Regions from separate parts of the Mus musculus genome. Here region 1 is linked to region 2. A link is a loop called in an ENCODE intact Hi-C map of the cell type or tissue named here. Cell type or tissue: left cerebral cortex. All regions are shown on one strand. Each heading gives the region's core, and the rest is flanking DNA. Links, peaks and the distances in the headings are about the cores only. Region 1 overlaps Gm35223 (a long non-coding RNA gene). Region 2 overlaps Paxip1 (PAX interacting (with transcription-activation domain) protein 1).

What was found. Peaks named below come from ENCODE experiments on the same cell type or tissue, not always from the same donor. Only the 100,000 strongest peaks of a DNase experiment are listed, where the experiment ranks them.
Region 1: a loop joins it to region 2, with 3.0 times the contacts of the local background. A loop is called at or near these places in 7 of 42 quality-filtered maps.

The regions. Positions count from the first base shown.
Region 1 is chr5:28,086,878-28,093,225 of GRCm38, forward strand. All of the region lies in intron 1 of Gm35223 (a long non-coding RNA gene), which reads right to left. Among named protein-coding and RNA genes, the nearest start is that of Insig1, 19 kb to the left of the region's middle. In left cerebral cortex, for the core only: CTCF peaks have their summits at 3,874 and 5,640 (motif pointing right); no DNase peak of the experiment used is centred there.
Region 2 is chr5:27,733,985-27,740,332 of GRCm38, forward strand. Paxip1 (PAX interacting (with transcription-activation domain) protein 1) reads right to left here. Exons shown (of 21, transcript NM_018878.3): 21 at 6,096-6,348. Among named protein-coding and RNA genes, the nearest start is that of Paxip1, 54 kb to the right of the region's middle. In left cerebral cortex, for the core only: a CTCF peak has its summit at 3,394 (motif pointing right); a DNase peak (open chromatin) is centred at 3,401.

The sequences.
Region 1 (6,348 bases), core at 787-5,786, 350 kb after region 2:
GATTCCTGTGCCCCTAGCAAAGGCAGAAGGAGGCAACCCAGGCATGTGTTGACTAGCCCCAGGCTGGCTGCCTCTCTGTAATGGGAATCAAGCTCTAGAGTAACCAAAGACAGACAGCCATGGTTTGAGGGATGGGAGACTGGGCTTCAGGAGGCTCAAGATAATCTCTTCCTTCCTCCTGGGATGGGGATGCCTCACCTTTTACAAATGTTGTGCTGTTTTTTAGACTAGATCCCTTCCTGAGATCAGGAGAACGGCCCTGATTGCTCACCTGAATGAACAGTGTCAAAGCCAACACACATGTCTAAAGACTGTGAACATCTCTGACGTTATAGCACCAGAGTGACAGCTTCTAGATGAGTCATGTCTCCCCATGTCATTTCCAAGCAAGCCGACACTCCTCTCCAGGTATGCTGCTCCTGTTTGCCTCCAGGACTGTGAAAACCTGGTATCTTGCCAGCACCAGGTCTCTTCCCCTTTGTACATGCATATAAGGTATCTATGTGCACATGGGTATGTAGGGGTGAGCACACATATGCACATGCATGTGGAGGACAGCATGTGCCCAGTGCTATCTCTCTGTCTCTTTGAGACAGGGTCTCAGTGAACCTGGAGCTTGCCATTTTTTAGCCAGCCTATGCCAGTGATCCTCCTGGCTCTTTCCCCTCCAGCCACACAGCCTTACATGGGTCTGAGAATCCAACTCTGATCCTTACAAAACCATAGACCATAGCAAGCTCTCTCGCTCACTGAGCCTTCTCCCCAGCCTCAGCTTCCCTTAGGGTGGCTGTCAACACAAGTGAATATGGCTCCCAATTTTCACCTTGGTTCTGTCAGAGCGTCGCCTCCTGCTTACTGGCTCTGTATGTTTCTCTTACAATCTTCCTATCAACCTTTTTGCCCATTTTTCAACGACAGCCCATCTGCATATCAGGGCTGTGTGCTCTTTGTCTTTGACATATGATGATAGATCTAGTTTATGCTTCCTCTCTCTGTCCTCAGTGTTTGAGATGGACCAATAACTACAGGGTAATTTCACATCCTGATTGTGTGTATCTCCCTCCTTCTATGGCATCAAGTTTGCCTTAACTTGCAAGGGCAAGTATAATGAAAATAACGTTCACCATACTGTCTAGAACATGCTAGGACTCTGTCTGTCTCTGGAGGGAAACAATTCGGTTCCCTTCAGAGGATACTCTTCTCACACTTAAAAGCTGTCAGGACTACTCTTCCAGGTCCAAATGCAACATAGGACCTCACAATATACAGCCAGTAACCACATGGGTGAGCAAAGCCATGAGGGCATGCCTTCTGGGCTACTATGGCTGGGATGCACTGCGGCTGGGATGATGGAAGTATACCAAAGAAAAGCCTGGTCTGAACCAAGAACTTGGAACTAGGCAAGGAAGCACTGCCTCACCCCCTCATGGTGCTGATACCATGCTCATGTGGCTTTTGGAGAATCATTTGCTGGGCTGTGCATCATGACTGTGACCTCAGCTGTGCTCTGTAATAAAACCAACAGCCTTGGGGAAAGCTGAGAAGAGTCACAGGTAGACAGAGGCCTCTGAGCGGTCACTGCCAGAGAAATGCTGGGTGTATCTAAGACGCTAAAAGATCACCATGTTGAAGGCACTGATGTGACAACTAGGGTGGCTTTTATGAGGCCCTGAGCTAAGAGTGCCCCAAGGCTGTCTAGACTGAACTGGGCATAGGACACATGGGCTAGTGTGCACATAGGATGTGTCCCTGATGCATGATTGTCCCTTCACTGACACACACAGCACCCCATGGCTCCCAGAGCACCTAACCCCTTCACAGGAGCATGGCCTTCAGGCAGGCAAACCCTTGAGGTCCTGAGGAGTGAATTCCTGAACACATTTCCTAAAGAACAGCTCATCGCTGCACAGGACTCTCCCTAGTGTCCTCAGTATAACTGAAACCACAGTCACTCTCAGTACCTCTAGGTAGCTTATGGTTAAAGTACTCTAATATACTCTTCCGTCCTGATTAGCCTTCACTGTCAACTTGACACAGTGTAGAGGCATCAGAGGGGAAAAGTCTCAATTGAGAAACTGTCCATATCATGCTAGCCCATGCACATGTCTTGATTATTATTTGCCCAGATTACTATGAGCAGCACCATCCCTAGGCAGATAGTCCTGGACTGTGTAAGAAAACTAGCTACACTTGAAACAGACAACGAGCTTACAAGCAATGTTCTCAATGGTTCTTGCATGCAGGTTCCTGCCTTGATGTCCTTCGATGTGACTGAGACTAGCGAGTATAAGAAAAGCAAACTTTTCCTCTCCAAGTCGTCTTTGGGGAGTCTGCTTTATCACAGCAAAAGGAAGGACATTGGGATACCCCTCAACACAACCAATTACTTTTTTCCTAACCATCGAGACAGACGCGAAGAGTAATTGTTATCATTACCAGGTTTATGGTTTTCTTTAAAGATTCTCCCATGATCCTCCACCCCCACCCTCAAGAGCCTCACATCCTAATCTCTAGGACTCCATCCCAGGGGCTGAATATGCCATGAAGATCGCCTTACACATCAAAGCAAAGCAGCTCATCAGATGTGGTTAAATTAGGTCTATCCAGATGTTGGGTCTAGACTCTGAGGTTTCTAAATGCAGCCTTATACATAGCAAGGACAAAGCAATGTGCAGGTGCAGCTGAGCTACGTGAAGACTCTGGCCTTGGAGGCTGAAGAGGTGTGGCCAGGTGCTAAACCAGTGTCCACCCAATGTTGAGAAAGGCAAGGGGCTACTCCCATGAACTACTCTTTGTGAACTGCCAGCATTGTGGTCTTCCTGCCTCCAGCCTATAGGAGAAAAACTGCTGAGGTTACCTACCCCAGAGCTCATGGGGACTTCTTGCAGAAGCCACAGGTACTAACAAACACCCATGGCAAATGCCACCCCTCCAACCACCAGCCTGTTCCAGTTCAAGCAGTATATAACATGGCAGAAAATAGCTGAAGTTCTTAGAAAATCAGTATACCACTACGGTCAGTCAGGCTTTGAGTCGAACATCCAACTCTCATGATGTAAGGGCCACCATGCAACACCCCAGAGAGTAGTTTCCTAGTAAAACCAAGAAAACCAAAAAACATTTGCAGTGCTTAGTGCATAGGGCACTCAGGGTGTTGAGTCTGAGGGCACATGACAAATAATGCACTTGCAAACACATGACACATAACACATGACACATAATGCACTTGCAAATGCAGAGTGCTGCTGGGGAGGGAGCCCTTATAGACTCCCACTGTCCCTTAAGGAGACAGTGACTTTGAAGGCCTGTGGAAATGAAGACACTGGTTACTTTGTATCCCTAGAACACAAGGCAGCTGCCATCACTTTCTGTGGTTATGCAGTAGAAGCTAAATCTTTTGTTCCAAAGTAACCAGAAGAGAAAAGCTTCTCTCCCCTCCCTCCCTCCCTCCCTCCCTCCCTCCCTCCCTCCCTCCCTCCCTCCCTCCCCCCTGTGTCTGTGTGCATGTGTGTTCATGTGCCTGTGTGTATATATATGTCTGTTCATGTATGTCTGTGTGTGTGTGTGTGTGTGTGTGTGTGTGTATGTCTGGGTGTATTCTGTGTGTTTGTATGTGTGTGTCTCTGTATGTGTGTGTGTGGGGTCTCAACAGCTAGCTGTGTGAACAAATACCAGCAAGGTCCTAGATGAGGCACTGCTTAAGAAAAACTTTTCCAGAAGTTGAAAGTTCAGGAATAAAAATCCACAGATTTCCTCTAGGGTTCACATGAACCTGCTTGCCACAGCTCTCACCACAGTCTGTCCTGACCAGTTTTTGGATGGCTACAAAGCAATTCTGACCCGAAGGAGTCCAGAGGAATGGTGCCCTTGCATATGGCTCCCTCCAGTGTAGAGGGATGTAAGTGACTTAGGTAGTTTAGCCAATGATGATGACTCAGTTGTTTACACACACACACACACACACACACACACACACACACACCAGCAAGGTCCTGGGATCTGTCTGACCCTACTCCCCAGTACTGGGGTTACTGAGTTTTACATAGGCACTGTGGATTTGAACTCAGATTCACATACTTGTATGGCAAACATTATTTACCCACTGAGTCATCTCCTCAGTCTCTACTACATATATCTTATGCATCATAATTTTTAAATTATAACAATTATTAGAAAGAGAAAAATGTGCATGTCAATCATATCTCTTGACAACCCAGGATATACCTGTGCTTGCTACCGCTGACTGCCTCCTTTTTGTCTCAGGCTCTTCTGCCAGCTCAATTTATTTTCAGGGCTCGCTGGGGACCGACATGGTTTCATCGCCAGTACATTGTCACTTCCCTTTCCCAGCGCACTCAGCTTGACGATGACAAAGTGTCAGCTCCCTTGTTAACGTTCCATCTGAGTCTGGTGTTTCCATCAGGTAGGGAGTAGCCCCTCTAGCAAGAGGACCCCCCCCAATAATATGGGTCACAGAACAGAGGGTATGATGATTCTTGGTTGTGTAACAGGCAGAAGTATTTGATGAGGTTCCAAGCTGAAGTCCATGAACAGGGTTCAGGGTCACAGTCTTCCCCTTAAGCTAGGGACATGGAATGCATCTGCCACTATGTTACAGGATAAAATGCATCTGTTGACAAATGACCCCTGGTCACATGTGGTTGTGCCTAGTGACAGGGTCTTTAAAGAGGTAAAAATGTGACGAGCCCTAATCAATGCAACTGGTACTCTTGTATGAAAAGATGAGGACACAGACATGCATTGGTGTGACCACGAGTCACAAACAGAAATGACCACCTAGGAACTAAAAGAGAGAGGCCTCTCGGGTAGCAGCCCTGTCCACACCTTGGTTTTGGAGTTGCATACTCCAGAACTATGAGAGATGAATGGACCTAGCCACCAAAGCAAACCGATACATACTTCTCCGGATGCTGCTGCTCTGAGGAGAAAGCCTACAGTGGCTCCAAGTGAGTTGAGAGATGAGATAGCCTAAGTTAAGAAATGAGATAGCCTGGGTGCGCTCCCACCTTACTCCTACGGAGGAAGGGATGACCCAGATGGATGGGTAGTCTCCCAGAAGTGTGTGAGTCTGCTAACCATGGGAACTGCAAGCATTGTTGTGATCTGGTTAGTGATGACTGTGATACAGACAATGCCACTGCCTGCCTCACTAACGAGAATCGCAAAAATATAAGACATGTTTAAGAAATTGTTTCTTGCCAGGTGTGGTGATGCATACTTTTAATCCCAGCCCATGGGAGGAAGAGGAAAGCAGATCTCTGTGAGTTCAAAGCCAGGCTGGTCTATATAGAGAGCTCTAGAACAGCAGAATAATATAGAGAGACCCTGTCTCAAAAAAAGAAGAAGAAAAGGAGGGGGGCTCTTAAGGCTGGGAAGATGGCTCCTCAGTGGTTAAGGGAGACTACTGCTCTTACAGGACCCAGGTTTGGTTCCCAGCACCCACATCATGTGGTGCACATGTGCCTATACCTCCAGCTCCAGGAGTGTCTTATTTAGGGTTTCCATTGCTGTGAAGAGACACCATGACCAAGGCAACATTTTCTTTAATTCTTTTGTTTGTTTTTTAAGGTTTACTCATTTATTATGTATGCAGCATTCTACTTGCGTGCATACCTGAATGCCAGAAGAGGGCGCCAGATCCAATTGCAGATGGGTGTGAGCCACCATGTGTTTGCTGGGAATTGAACTCAGGACCTCTGGAAGAACAGACAGTGCTCTGACCTCTGAGCCATCTCTCCAGCCCTCCAGAGCAACTCTTATAAAGGCAAACATTTCATTGGGGCCGACTTGCAGTTATGGAAATTTAGTCCATTATCATGGTGAGAAGCATGCTGCATGAAGGTAGACTCCATGCTGGAGGAGCTGAGAATTCTACATCTTGATCAGAAGGCAGCAAGGAAGAGATTGGATGTGTTTCACACTGGGCCTAGCTTGAGCATTTAAGACCTCAAAGCCCCACCTCCACAGTGACACACTTCCTCTAAGAAGACCACACCTCCTCCAATAAGGCCACACTTCCTATGGCCTCTTCAAACCACCACAGGGGGATCTGAGACCTTGGGGATTCACATTACTCAGAGAGACACATATATGCATGTATAATTTAAAACTTAAAACCTAATCTTTTTTTAAAAAATAAAAATAAATAAATTGCCATCTTACAGGAGAAGCTTGATACAGCTTGGTGGGTAGAGAATTCTAGAAAGTTCCTCCATCGGCCGATGCCTTCCTCCCACCTCACAATAGGTGAGGGGACCCACTTGGGTACAGCAGTTGGGCACAACACTAGTGTCAAAGCTGTTGCTTTTCCTGTGGGGGATCAGCAAC
Region 2 (6,348 bases), core at 392-5,391:
ATTCCCATTATTCCAAAATGAGGAAAGTGCCTAAGGTACCTAAGGTCAGAGGGTCACTTCCTACCTGCACTGGGCCCCTGTACCATTCCTGGGAGTCGCCTGGACCAAGCCCTAAGCCAAATCCCCAGCTCTCCTGTACAGCAGGGTGCCACACCCACTCCAGTGAAGTCTGCGTGACAGGCCCAAAAGCTTGGATGCAGTCCTGAGGCAAAAAGTTTCATGGAAACTTAGTCTCCTGGAGCCTTGGTATCCCATAGCATGAATGCTCCAGATTTGTCCTTGCAATAGTCGGTATTGTATTATAGGTAATGCTACTCATTCAGACGAAATGCCTCCAGTGTTGATAGACAGTGAAAGAAATCAGACACTGCAGTTTACTGGGTAAGAGCTAGAAATCTCAGGACAAGTTCTACAAAGCAAACTTAGAATTATAGCCGAGTCACTTCCATATGCAGGAATTTACAATGGCCTGGGAAGAAGGAGGGTTGTGGTTTAAGGAGGAATATTGCATTATTCATGAAAAGGCCAGCAAGAGCAGAATCCCCTGGTTCAAGCTTTCACAAGGCTCAGAGGAATAGCATAAATTGTGACTAGGGTATGAAATCTTCACCTGGCTCCCTAATGGCTGACTTTAGAAAGGGCTGCCTTTTATCTCAGTTTTAACCACTGCCTAGTTCCTGCTGATCTTTATGCATGCATTTTTGTTTTGTGTCAGATAACTTCAATGTACCTTGGCTGATGTGTCACCTAACTTCTTTGTTTTCTTCTGTAATATAAGTCTGATGCTCTCTTTGAGAAATTACATTCAGATACAGCACTCTCTCTATGTCAGTGTCTGTTTGTCACTTTCCACCGACTCCTTGCTCACCTGAACACCAAAGCCCTGGTTCCCCTTGGGTTGAGAGACAGACTGAGTCCAGTCCATGGCAGCAGGGCCCCACTGCATTTTCTTGATGTCTGGAACCACTAGGCCACAAGTACCCAAGAAGCCATTTACCCAATCCTGCCTATCTCCCTCCACAAGCCATGCACCATATTCTAGACCACCTGGGAAGGAAACAACCTGGAAAACACATTTCCCAGTTGTCCAGCCTATTGTTCTCCCTCCTTCCTCGGGCCATTCCAAGGCTCTAGATACCCAGTCCTCCATGCAGAGCCAAAGGTTGTCCTGGGATAGGGTGGATATTCATGATAATCTGGAGAGCCTGATGCTGGGTTCAGCAGTTGGGCAGAGCTACATAATCTTGCTGAAGTTTCATGGAAAGATGAGATCTTTATCAAATATCAAAGCCAAGTTCCTCTTTGGCAGATGGTAATAAGAAGTGAGTGGCTGGGCTGGAGTGAGGGCTTAGCTGTTATGAGCACTCAAAGCTCTTAACAAAGGATTTGAGTTCAGTTCCCACACCCTACATGTTAGTTGTGGTGGCTTGGATGAAGATGACACCTATAGGCACATATATTTGCATGCTTAGTCCCCAGTTGATGAACTGTTTGGGAGGAAGTATGTCACTTGGGAATGGGTTTTGAGGTGTCAAAAGCCAACAACCAGCCCCAGCACCCCCATACTGCTCTTTCTCTTCCTTTCTCCCCCTTTTGGTATAGAGTACTCAAGGCCTGAAGCCTCGGCATGCATGGGGGCTCAGTAATTGTGCTGGTTAACTTTATGCCATTTAACACAGGCTAGAGTCATTCAAGAGGAGAAAACCTCAACTGAGAAAAATGGCTCCATAAGATTAGGCTGTGTGTGAGCCTGTAGAGCATTTTCTTAATTAGAAATTTACGAAGGGTCTGGAGAGATGACTCAGCAGTTAAGAGCACTGACTGCTCTTCCCAAGGTCCTGAGTTCAATTCCCAGCATCCACATGGTGGCTCACAACCATCTGTAATGGGATCTGATGCCCTCTTCTGGTGTGTCTGAAGACAGCGACAGTGTATTCATATAAATAAAATAAATATTTAAAAAAAAAAGAAATTTATAGAGGCAGGTCCAGCCCATTGTGGGAGGGGCTGACCTAGGCTGATGATCATGGTTCTATGAGAAAGCAGGCTGAGCAAGCTATGGAGACCTTGTCAATAAGCAGCACCTCTCCATGGACTATGCATCAGCTCCTGCCTCCAGTTCTTGCCCTGTTTAAGTTCCTGACCTGACCTCCTTCACTGATGAGCTGTGATGTGGAAGTGTAAGCCAGATAAGCCCTTTTCTTTCCCAACTTGCTTTTGCTCCTGGCATTTCATCACAGTGATTGTTACCTGTTGGGAACATAAAGGTCTTTTTGCCCACAGATCTCTAAGGGAACTAGGAATGTTAATCATGCAGGGGTGTTCCCTTAATAGAGGGGATAAAATGCTTGTTTCCTGCCTGGAAGGCTGGGAGTGGATTTTGTTAACACCCTGGTGACCTTTTTGCTGTCTTTGGATGCAGACCTTTTCCAGAATGTTTATCCTAGACTCTTCCCCCCTAAACCTTTATCTTCTCACATTTAGTAGAATCCATCCTTAGGGGAGATGCCAAAAGTACTTTGTGGCTCACTGATTTCTATGCTGTCAGAGACCACACTATATTCTAGGCCTTTTAGCTATAGAACCCATCCTCATGTTCATGTTTACTCTTTAAAGGAGTTTCTATGTAGTCACACCTAAGCTCTACTGTGTACCCAGAATGGGAGTGATAATCATTGCCCAGAAACTTCTTCCCAAATTGTACTGTTTTAAATATGCTGACAATAACTGCCTGGCATCACACTCTCCAAGCTGATCCAGGATAACGGAGGCAGTCTGAAGAGTTTCCTTTCTGGACACCTGCAGACTCCCAGTCCTATGTAACCCAAGTTAAGACAATGACTGTCAGGCCCTGGAGTTGAGAGGAGAAAATCAACACTACTCTGTCAATTTGGGCACTTCATCAGGGAGGCTCCCATTTCAAATGAACTCTATCTCAGGCCCTGGGTGGAGTGGGTCTGTATATGACCTGAAGAAGGGAAGGGCTCATCACTAGGTCCTGGTCACAGTAGCCTGGGAAGATACTGCCCATCACAGGGAACCCTGAGTCATCAGATGCGTGTGAGTCCCATTCTGCTCCATATCCTGCAAGGTGACCAGCCATGCCTTCTCACCATGTTTACTGGTCTTAGCATCCAAGGAAGGGACCCACCATGGCACTGTAGCCTCTGCTACAGAGAAGGCCTGGAAATGCTGACTTCTGGATCCTGAGATGGGGATCAAGTAGCTAGGAGCAGATTGGCCTTCACAGGCAGAGGGCAAAGCTCTGAGGGTCTGTGAATGCTGCCTATAGGCAGCTAATCAGGACCACAGAGAGCACCTGGTTTTGGTCAGGCCCTGGGAGCTGTCCAGCACGGATACTGGTAAAGCTGAGGATGGTGGAGCTGTTCAAACTGTCATGAGATTGGCCAGCAGGTGGCAACAAAGGCCACATTCTGGTCTGGGTCTCACAGGTGGGTTTGAAGCAGGCAGTGATGGTCCCAGGACAAGGACATCTAGTTTTCAGAAGCCACCAACCCCCACGTGGCAGTGCTACTGCACCCAGACGGACACACACACACACACACACACACTTTTCTTTGCTAAAGCAGGGACCAGGGAGAAAAAGATAGTTCTCAGGCAAGCCTTACTGGACAGGATCTGATGTCCAGGGCATGCCCCCAAGGGCAGCAACTTTCTGATTAGGTTAAAACACAGTGCTGTGGCCCTGACATGTCCATCTTAGGAGGTCACTGGGATGCCCCGATATGTCAGGATTTGGGACCCTGTACTGACTTATCTGCACTTGAGATCTGCCTGGCCAGTACCTGCTCCAGGTCCAAGTTGTGGCAGGAAACTGAAGAGGCCAAGGCCTCACCTGGACACCAGGAGAATGGGTCCTCAAGGGTAGCAGTTGGGGCAGAAAGGTGGCCATGTCTGCCTAATCTCTTGTCTATCATAGTAAAGTACAGCATGTCTGGACTAAGCCTGTGGGAAGCTGTTGCTCACAGTGCAGGAGGCTCAAGTCTAAGGTCAAAGTGCGACCTGTGATTCCAATTCCTGGCTTGTATCAGCCGTCCCCCTGTTCTATTACATGGCTATCTTTCCATATGCTATCTTCTCTTCTTGAGGCCCCAGTTAGAGCACATGTGTAGCACTCAGGAAACAAAAAAAAAAAAAAAAAAAAAGGATGTTCAGGAGTTCAAAGCCAGCCTTGTCTGCATAGCTAGAAAGTGGAAAGATGCTATAGGAAAAGCAAAAACAAAGGATAGAACCAGACTAAAATAAACTAGGCCCCATACAACCCAGTTACCAAAACTCCCTTGCTGACTACAGTCCCCATCTAAGGAGCTGGGTGAGGACTCAGCACAGAGTGTGTTAGCCATGTGGAGGTTCAGGATTGGCCCAGCCACTGGGCTAGTTTAAAACATAAAGGGTGTGTGTGTGTCTTTTCATTCATGAATCTAGTGTTCTTGGGCAATGCAGAGGCATGCACACATCTGCCAGAAACATAGAGCAGACTTTAACAATTTTACCCACATCCTTCTGTTACTCCTGGGAACTGTTAACAGTGAAGGCAGTGGCTTGAAATAAAAACCCCATTCTCTTACATTTCTGTAATCAGAAGGCTGGGTCTTACTAGACAGAAACTAAGAGGTCATCCCTCAGCATGGTAATGCATGCCTTTAACTCTCTAGCACTTGGGAAGCTGGAGTAAGAGGATCACAAGCTTGAGGCCAACCTGGGCTACACAGTTGAGTTCCTGTCTTAAAAGAAACAAAAACAACAAAAGAAACCGCAGAGGTCCACAGTCTGCAGAGATGCCAGGGGACAATTGTCTTCTGTTTACTCTGGCCACCATTCCTCAAACTTGTAGATCCTCATACTCCAGCTGCCTGCCTCTGCTGTGTGCCACCTCTGTGGGGTGAAGGTGTTGTGTGGCTCTCAGTACAGCATCCAGATATTAACACAGGCTAAACCCTCTCTTCTCATCTCTTGGGCCCCTTTCTCAGGGCATATGGGGTTCTACTGGATCACCTGATTAGCCCAGAATAAACTCACCACTTCAAGGACTTAGCCTTCACTCTGCCCATGTGTCCATATGCCACTGATAGCATGTGGCAGTCATCAATTCTATGAATAAACCAGACATTCCTTCAAACTAGTCTTCCTCCCATAGAGCATCAAGCCTCTCTCGTAGGCTTTTCCAAAGCAGACAAGAAACCAGATTACAACAGGCAAGCCCAAAAGGCAACCATAAGCCTGCCAGGGTCCATGACAGCCTACCAGAAAGGGCACAGAAAACAAGCAGCAGGAAAGTGGGGGGAAAGGTGCACACGACTCAGTACCTAGAAAAGCCTGACACATAGGAACTGAGCATTCTGATTTAGGATTAGCCAGAGGCAGAAGAGTGGCTGGCAAGGGTGGACAGGGTGTGTCGCAAGTGAGATTTGACTCAAGGACACAACTCGTGTTTTCTTTCTAGCCTGACTACACAAGCACAACCTTATTTCGAGGAAACTGCTCATCAACTAACCAGGGGGAAGACTGGTGTGGACGATCAAAATCCTGCTAAAACAGATGGAGGGGAGGCAGCTGTTGGCAGTGGGCGAGTGTACACTGGGAACAGGTCTGCAGTACAGTGAGCAAGGACAAGAAGCAAGCAAACAGGAGAGCTGGGGATGTGATTGCTGGGGTGTTTGCTGGCCATGCATCAAGTCCTGCGGTCAATCCCTAGGACCACAGAGCGCTGGCAAGTAAGAGACATTGACGCAGCTCTAGCATCAGATGGAGGCAGGGAGGACCAGACTCGGGATTATCCTCTGGGGCAGAGCAAGCCTGAGGCCAGCCTGTAAGATAAAGAAGTAAAAGAAGGGACGGCCTGAGTTTCCTCTCTGGGACCCACAGAGCAGAAGAGCCAGCTCCTCCATCATCTCCAGGTTGCCCCAGCGTGTACATGTGCTCTGGCACACAGTCACTTTCTTTGACCTGTTTTTGAGAAAAACAAGAGTTGAAGCTGCTTGTGTCTATGGCACCAGGGACACAGCAGCCATTGTGAAGCATGAGAAGGGGTCTGAACCTGGGGTGGGGGACAGAAATTGTGAGAACAGGCTCACTTTAGACTCTCAGCATCAGGACTTTAATACTGATTTTTTTTTTTTATTATTACACAAATGCTTTGTGGAGTGAAACAGCACTCTCAGAAGGTGCCCAGGACAGATACCTTCTGATGAACTGTGTTCCAATTTCCAGTAAAAATGTTTAAAGGAAGCAAGCTGTGCAGCTTCTACTAGAAACTTTCCTATGCAACTTAAGCACTTTGTTGAAAACCCACTGATGGTGTGTGGTGATGGTTCCTGACACTCCAGA